Regions from separate parts of the Homo sapiens genome. Here region 1 is linked to region 2. Evidence: read pairs that join two places in POLR2A ChIA-PET (ENCODE). Cell type or tissue: CD4-positive, alpha-beta T cell. All regions are shown on one strand. Region 1 has its middle 25 kb from the start of IFNAR1. Region 2 overlaps LOC105372787 (a long non-coding RNA gene).

What was found. ChIA-PET counts read pairs that join two places held together with the same protein. Peaks named below come from ENCODE experiments on the same cell type or tissue, not always from the same donor. Only the 100,000 strongest peaks of a DNase experiment are listed, where the experiment ranks them.
Region 1: POLR2A ChIA-PET joins it to region 2 with 5 read pairs; 2 of 35 experiments call an interaction of 5 or more read pairs at or near these places.

The regions. Positions count from the first base shown.
Region 1 is chr21:33,297,752-33,301,751 of GRCh38, forward strand. It overlaps a transcript of IL10RB not described here. Among named protein-coding and RNA genes, the nearest start is that of IFNAR1, 25 kb to the right of the region's middle. RefSeq lists an enhancer at 3,674-3,723. In CD4-positive, alpha-beta T cell, a CTCF peak has its summit at 2,088; DNase peaks (open chromatin) are centred at 1,850 and 3,390; H3K4me3 peaks cover 573 bases; H3K27ac peaks cover 1,624 bases.
Region 2 is chr21:33,184,329-33,188,328 of GRCh38, forward strand. The region is part of intron 1 of LOC105372787 (a long non-coding RNA gene); the gene reads right to left. Among named protein-coding and RNA genes, the nearest start is that of LINC01548, 16 kb to the left of the region's middle. In CD4-positive, alpha-beta T cell, no CTCF peak of the experiment used is centred here; a DNase peak (open chromatin) is centred at 1,723; H3K27ac peaks cover 1,370 bases.

The sequences.
Region 1 (4,000 bases), 110 kb after region 2:
GCAGTGAGCTATGTTCATGCCATTGCCCTCCGGCCCTGCCTGGGTGATGGAATGAGACCCTGTCAAAAAAAAAGAAAGAAAGAAAGGAAAGAAAAAAAAGAAAAGAAAGAGAAAAGGAAGGGTATTAGGGTTCTCCAGAGAAACAGAACCAATAGAATGAACATAGAGATTTATTTGAAGGAACTGTGGAGGCTGGCAAGTTCAAAAACTGCAGGGCAGACCAACAGGCTAGAGACCCAGGTAAGAGTGGATGTTTCAGCTTGAGCAAAAGCAGTCTGGAGGCAGAATTAACTCCTCCTCAAGGGACCTCAGGCTTCTTTTCTCTTAAGGCCTTCCTTCAAGTGATAGAAGTGAAACTCACCCACATTATGGAGGGTAATCTGCTTTACTCAAAAATCTATGGATTTAAATGTTAATCTCATCTTTAAAAATACCTTCACACCAACATCAAGACTCGCATTTTACCTAATCAGTCTAGCTGGTTGACACATAAAATTAACCATCATAGGGAGGGTAGATCTGTGATTGCTTTTTTGAAACTTTTTTCAATGTTTGCTGCATGTATATAGAAATAAAATTTGGCCGGGTGTGGTGGCTCACATCTGTAATCCCAGCACTTTCGGAGGCTGAGGCAGGTGGATCACCTGAGGTCAGGAGTTCGAGACCAGCCTGGACAACATGGTGAAACCCCGTCTCTACTAAACATACAAAAATTAGCCAGGCGTGGTGGTGCACACCTGTAATCCCAGCTATTTGGGAAGCTGAGACAGGAGAATCACTTGAACCCAGGAGGTGGAGGCTGCAATGAGCCAAGATCGTGCCACTGCACTCCAGCCTGGGTGACAGAGCGAGACTCCATCTCTAAATAAATAAATAAATAATAAAATAAAAAATTATTTTTGAAATTGAATTTTAAGATCTTGTTACACTTTTTTAAAGAAAAAAGAAGTTATTATCCAGGGCACAGTACAGAGAAACAAAAGAATGGAAAATATGAGTGGTTAGGATACAAGCCTGAAAAATCAAGCTGCAAGCGTAGATTAGCAAGCTGGAAGCTTGCACAGGTGAATGCGGCAGCTGTGCCAATAGAAAAGGGATACCTGGAAGCCAAGTACATCCAATATGGAGGTTCCTCCTCCCTTCTCTTTGTCGTCATGTGTGCAGGTGTCATGGTGCTGGCCAGGTAGAGACCCCATCTGCAGAATAAAAGATTAGGGTGGGATGGCCAGCCTCTTTGTGGGCTATGTAAATGGCACAGCTGGCCCAACCAATCCACTATGCCCTATATAAATCAAACACTGCCTCTTCAAGCTCATCTGTAAAACCAACCGTATCTTGCCCCAAACCCGGAAACCCACTCGGACCCACTCGCACCCCCTCCCTCTGCACAAGGAAGCTCTCTCTTCTTTCTTTCAACTATTGAACTTCCACTGTTAAACCCAGTTTTTGTGTGTCCATGTCTTCGATTTCCTGTGTCTGTGACTTCAATTTCCTTAGCATAAGACAATGAATCTTGGGTATTTCCCCAGACAAAGGATGCCACTTCACCAGGAAGTGACTAAGGGAAGAACACCTGTGGGAAAATGTCCAAGAATTCTGGGACCAGAAGGGGTTTCAGCAGAGCATCTGTGGGCCACCAATCAGACATTCTAGCAGAAAACATATGTCCAGTTGGTTTGAAAGATTCCCTGAGGGGAAGACAGTGTAAGCCATCCTCACCCCCTTCCACCCTTCCTCCTCGCTCTTTCTGGCTGCCTCGCCTTGTTGAAAATATCTCACTTCCTTTTGGGGCTCCTGCCCCTCCCCTAACATACCTCCCACACCCATCCCCAGACTGGTTTAGCCTCCAGGGCACCTTTGTTCCTTCCTCTCACAACCATGGGTCTCAGCCGTAGCTGCACACTGTGGCCGCCAGGAGAGCTTTAGAAATGTGGATGCCCAGGCCTTACCATGACCAATGAATTTCAGCTCTCTGCAGAGGGATTTTTGCATCAGCATTTTTTAAAGCTCCTAGGTGATTCCAGTTTGCAGTCAAGGTGGAGAACAGCTGCTGTAGCAGAGCAGTTATGATAGATTGAAAGGACGTGCTTACCTGCACTTCTGTGTGACCTTATGTTATCTGGCTTTCAAAGGGGTCGCTTTCTTTTAATACCCAGCTAACTGACTCCACTCATTACCTTGTGCTTCCACAGGAAGATTTCTTTCCTGAGGGGTTGTGAGTGTCTCTGGGAAACATGCCCCAGGAATGCATCCTTCCCATGCACTTCAGCCTTCTCGGCTGCTCACCACTGACCACCTGGGAAGCAATTCTCCAAGTTGCTACCCCTTTCTTTGTGCCTAATAAGATAATCCTAAGTAGCTGGTACAAAGAAATATTTGTTGAATTAATGGATAATAAATAATGATGGCTAGGTGCGGTGGCTCACCCCTGTAATCCCAGCACTTTGGGAGGCCGAGGTGGGTGGATCACCTGAGGTCAGGAGTTTGAGACCAGCCTGGTTAACATGGTGATACCCCGTCTCTACTAAAAATACAAAAAATTAGCCAGGCGTGGTGGCAGGTGCCTGTAATCCCAGCTACTCAGGAGGCTGAGGCAGAAGAATTGTTTGAACCCGGGAGGCGGAGGTTGCAGTGAGCCGAGATCGTGCCACTGCACTCCAGCCTGGGTGACAAGAGGGAAACTCCATCTCAAAAAAAAAAAAAAAGGTAAACAAAAGCCTTCTTGGGATACATGACAATTATACATGCAGATTAAACAGAGAGCTGTAAGTTAACAAATCACCATAAAACATATGCAAGCGAAAAACAAAAATAAAACAAATATGCAAAGTGAAAGAAAACAGTTATGTTCTGTACAGGATATCCAGATGCTACAGTCTGGATGTTTGTGCCTCTCCAAAATTCGTATGTAGAAATCTTTAGGAGGTGGTGAATGGGATTAATGACCTCATAAAAGAGGAGCTGCCCATCTCTTCCACCATGTGAGGACACAGAGAAGGTGCCACCTATGAGGACAGGCCCTCACCAGACACTCAATCTGCTGATGCCGTTCTCAGAGGTGTTTGAACCAGAGCGACTCCATCTTGAAGAGGGGCTGGGTAAAGTAAGGCTGAAACCTACTGGGCTACATTCCTTGGACAATTTCTGTTGTTTTAAACCACCCAGCTTGCGATCATTTGTTACTTCTGCCGCAGGAAACTTAATCCAGCACGGAAAGACTCTGTTGTTTTACCCTGACCAGTTCTAATATCTTCTTAGTATCTAAAATGGGGAAGAAGATGGGCAGAGGGTCATTCAGATTTATTTTACGGGAACTTAGTATCTTACTCTTCTCAGCAAGGGAGTTAGCTGAGAATGACTGGGCATGCTGCCTCACTGTCCCATTTCCTGAACTCTCTAGTTCAGAAAATGCTGTTGCAAATCAACTTCCTTAAAAAACAAACGGGAAGTAAAAAACAAAGTCTATTTTATGAACTAGAGACTCAGAGACTCAACATGATTTTTCTCCCTGAGTCAGGTCCATGGTTCTGTCTCCTGACCACCTCACCACTCCTGTTTGAATCAAGCAGACACCAAACAATGTCTTTGTTTCCATGCCCATGAGAACTCTTAATTAAACAGCCACTGACTATTGGGCTGGCACTTTACGAGGTCAAATTTATTGCTGTTGGATTGTGATAAAAAAGATAACCGGAAGGTTAAAGCTGTGGGAGTAATATCTCTGAGCAGGAGGAGTCATGGCAAGGACAGACTTTAAATTGGGTTAAACAATTCAATATAAACAGGAAACACAAGCCAGCTGCAGTTCCCCTCCTCTTGGCCTCTGCCTGGGGCCTGCCTGCTACTGGGCTGCCCCTGAGGGTCGCATTGCACACCTGCCCTATGGAGCTGATGGGGTGGGAGCGATAGCCAACCCTTACTTACTGCTTCCTATGTGCAGGTCTTGTTCTAAGCACTTTTACATTTTCATTTAATTCCCACAGCAACCCAGTTAAGCAGA
Region 2 (4,000 bases):
TTTGAGTTTTTGTTGGTTGCATGAATGAATGCATCAGCCATGAGAGCTCTATTCTTGTGCCCTCCAGGAGATGAGTAAGGTAGGATTTGGAGAACAGATTTTGGAATCAGACGGACGTGAGTGGGCAGCCTGACCCCACCCTTACTTCTTCATGTAAGACAACAGAGTAATCCCAGCACTTTGGAAGGCCAAGGTGGGTGGATCTCTTGAGGCCCGGAGATCGAGACCAGCTTGGCCAACATGGCGAAACCCCATCTCTACTAAAAATAAAAATAAAAATAAATTAGCCAGGCATGTAGTGCACACTTGTAGTCTCAGCTATTCGGGTGGCTGAGGCATGAGAATCACTTGAACCCAAGAGGCGGAGGTTGCAGTGAGCCAAGATCATGCCACTGCACTCCAGCCTGGGTGACAGAGTGAGACTAGTCTCAAAAAAAAAAGGTAATAGAAACCACTTCAGACTCCAGATATCTGAAACCTAAGAGGAATTTATTTTTTTTAAGTATTAGTCAGCTCATAGAAGCTCTGGGAAAGGTGAGGAACTGAGTGTGCCACTGTACTGGTTCTAAAACATAAGCAAAACTTCTTAGACAGTCCCCTCATGGAAGGAGGAGTCTAATCGCCACCCCTCCTTGAATATGGGCTAGCCTTAGTGACTCTCTCTTAATGAATAGCACATGGCGGTAGAGATGCTCTATCATTTCCAGGTGATACAACTTCTGCCTGACTCTCTCTTTCTCTCTTTTTCTCTCTCCTTCTCTCTGTGTCTGTATATCTCTCTGTCTCTCTGTCTCCCTCTCTCTGCATGTGTCTCTCTGTCTCTCTCTTCTCTGTCTCTCTGTCTCTCTCTCTCTCTTTCCTTCCTTCCCTCTCTCAATGTTCTCCCTTGGGACCTCGCCTCCATGTTGTGAGGAAGCCAGGCAGCCCCATGGGAAAACCACATCGAGGTGTCTGGCCATGGCCCCAGCTAAGGTCACAGCCAAGAGCCAGCATCAACCACCAGCCACATGAGCAAGCAGGCCTCAGATGATCCTAGCCCCCAGCCTTCAAGCCACTCAACCAATGGTGAGTGGAGCAGAAATGATTGTCCCTGCCAAACCCTGCACAAATTATACTTTCAAAAGCAAAACGAATGTTGATCCTGGTTTGAGCTCCTAAGTTTTGGGGTGATTGCTTACATGGTAATAGATAACCAGAACAGCAACTCTGCAGCCACGAGCACCACCTAAATTGTGCCACAGGAGCTCTGCAGCCAGGGACCCAGGGTTGCTCTGAGGCCCTTACAGTTCATCCCATGGTTGCCAGACCCCACAGTCAGTGCTAGAACTTCTGCTGTGTTGCCACTGTTGTGGCCATGATGAGAAGAACAAAGGGTGACCAGGCAATCTCAGAGTGCGTGTGCTGGCTGCAAGCAGGGGCTCAGAGGAGGGCACAGCTCTGCTATTGACCAGCTGTGTGAGCTTGGGCAAGTGTCCTAACCACTCTGGGACTCAACTACTTCTTTCTGAAGTGGGATCAGTAGGGGTACCATATGCATGGAGTGGTTGTGAGAATTAGACAAATTAATAGATACAGATGATGAGAACAGTGCTGGGCTAATGAGTATGCATTATTCTCTACCTCGGGCCCCCCATCACTTCCTATCTAGTACGTGATTTCCTTCTAGCAGCTGTTATCACTACATGACCTTATCGCATGTATTGATGTGCTCTCTTGTTTTTGGTCTGCTCTCCTTCCTGTTGGGTTGTAAGCTCGATGCAGGAAGGAAGTATGTTTTCCTGTCACTGAATCTTCAGCACCTAGAAGAGTAGGCGCTGATATATCAGGCTAGATGTGTCAAGCACATATCACACGCTCAGTGAATGTTTGCTGAGCAAATGAATGAAGTGGCTGATAATATCACCAGAGAGCTAAGATAGGACCTCAAATAACGCTAATACAAAATAGACACCATAAGGCTTGTGAGAGAGGTGCACAAAGCTAACAGGCTTCAAGGAAAGGGAAAGAAATGAAACCAATGGGGAATTCTAGAAAAGGCTTTGGAGAAGGGATGCCACAGGGGTTGGGCCTCAAAGGAGAGACAGGACTTCAAGAGATGAAGATGTAACAGAAGATGGGACTGAGAGAGAATTAGTAAGAGCCAAGACCAAAGTAGGGAAGGACAGGACATGCTTAGGGAAGGGCCAGTGGTGCCCTTGGGCTGGTCTACAGCAATTGAGGTTACACAGACTGGCTAAGACCATTGTCACAACCTTCCAGTGTGTCCCCCAAAGGGTAAAATATTCTCCAGGTCCCAGGTGGATTCAGTGCAAGCACCTCCTGTTCAGCTCCACCTGGGCCTGACTCTTCCCGTGCTGGGTGAGCTGAGAATGATCCATGCAGCCAGGCTTATGGCTGAAAGGATCCCAGAGATTTTCATCCTTTTCCTTTTGTAAGAACACAGACACAGAGGTTGGGCTTTCAATTCTAAATTCTAAAGAAGAGAAGATGCCCCATCTTCAGGAGGCCACCCTGACAACGTCTAGCACTGGGACAAACAATTGCAGGGAGCTCCAGGAGACAGGTGGGGAAGAATGTGTGAACAGAACTGACTGCTATTGAATTTAAGATGGTATTATGTTGGTGCAAAAGTAACTGTAGTTTTTGCCATTACATTTTTTTTAAATGACAAAAACTGCAATTAGTTTTGCACCAACCTAATATTTAATTATTTCCTGCCTAAAAATGGGGACATAAATGAAATATTCATTGACTGAATATATTCATGTTATATAAATATATATATTTATATATATTATATATATGTGAATATATATTATATATATGTGAATATATATAAATGTATATATTTATATATATGTGAATATATATAAATGTATATATTTATATATATGTGAATATATATAAATGTATATATTTATATATATGTGAATATATATAAATGTATATATGAGTATATAAATGAATGCCCAAGAGCATGGCGCACCAAAGAGAGTCCAAGTTCTGCTTGGCTTATCAAAGGGAACATCCTCCTCAAAAGAACATGTGGGAGACGGCAGAGGAGCAACTAGTGTGTGTGTTTTCTCCTACGTCTAGGAGGAAAAAACTAAATCTGTCACTTTCTGCATGTATTCACATTAAAAAAGGATTCAAAGCTGTCTATTTAGAAGACAGTGCCAGTACCAATTTCTGTGCCAGGGAGATGATATTTTGCAGTTCACAGGGTAGAAAGAACACCATTTTTGTCACATGTTTAGTATTCCACAAGCAGTGAAAGTTAGAATAATTACCTGTGAACGACTATGTATGTTTCTTTCATCTAATTAGGTAATCTGCCCAGGTGTTTAGGACCAAGGCCTCTCTAGGCTTTAATTAGAAAAAGTCTAGGACAGAAACTAATTAGCAGCATTATTCCAAACCAGAAGTCTAATGATATTAACCACAAATCGCTATTGCAATCAGGAGCCTTTATTCTAAACCATTTTTAAAGTGAGGGAGGAGGGGAAGAAGACAAGGTATTTTTCAGCTTTAGAATATTGACTTCCAAACACTAATTCCAGTCAACTTTGATCCACTCTCTCAAAGCAATAGAAAGAACTGTGATTAACAAAAAGGCAGTACAGAATTAAAAGTCAATGAATATTTCATTTATGTCCCCATTTTTAGGCAGGAAATGATTAAATATTAGGTTGGTGCAAAACTAATTGCAGTTTTTGTCTTTTTTTTTTTTAATGTAATGGCAAAAACTACAGTTACTTTTGCACCAACATAATACCATCTTAAATTCAAAGCAGTCAGTTCTGTTCATACATTCTTCCCCACCTGTCTCCTGGAGCTCCCTGCAATTTATAGGTAATGATCTACATGTACCTGGAACTTTCAAAGTGCAAATAGATTTTTATGACCTCAAAACTCTCCTAAAATTACCGTTTGATTCATTCTAGTTTTCATCAAAATAAGAGAAAAATAACCAAATTCCATGAGGAAAAGTCCATATTTC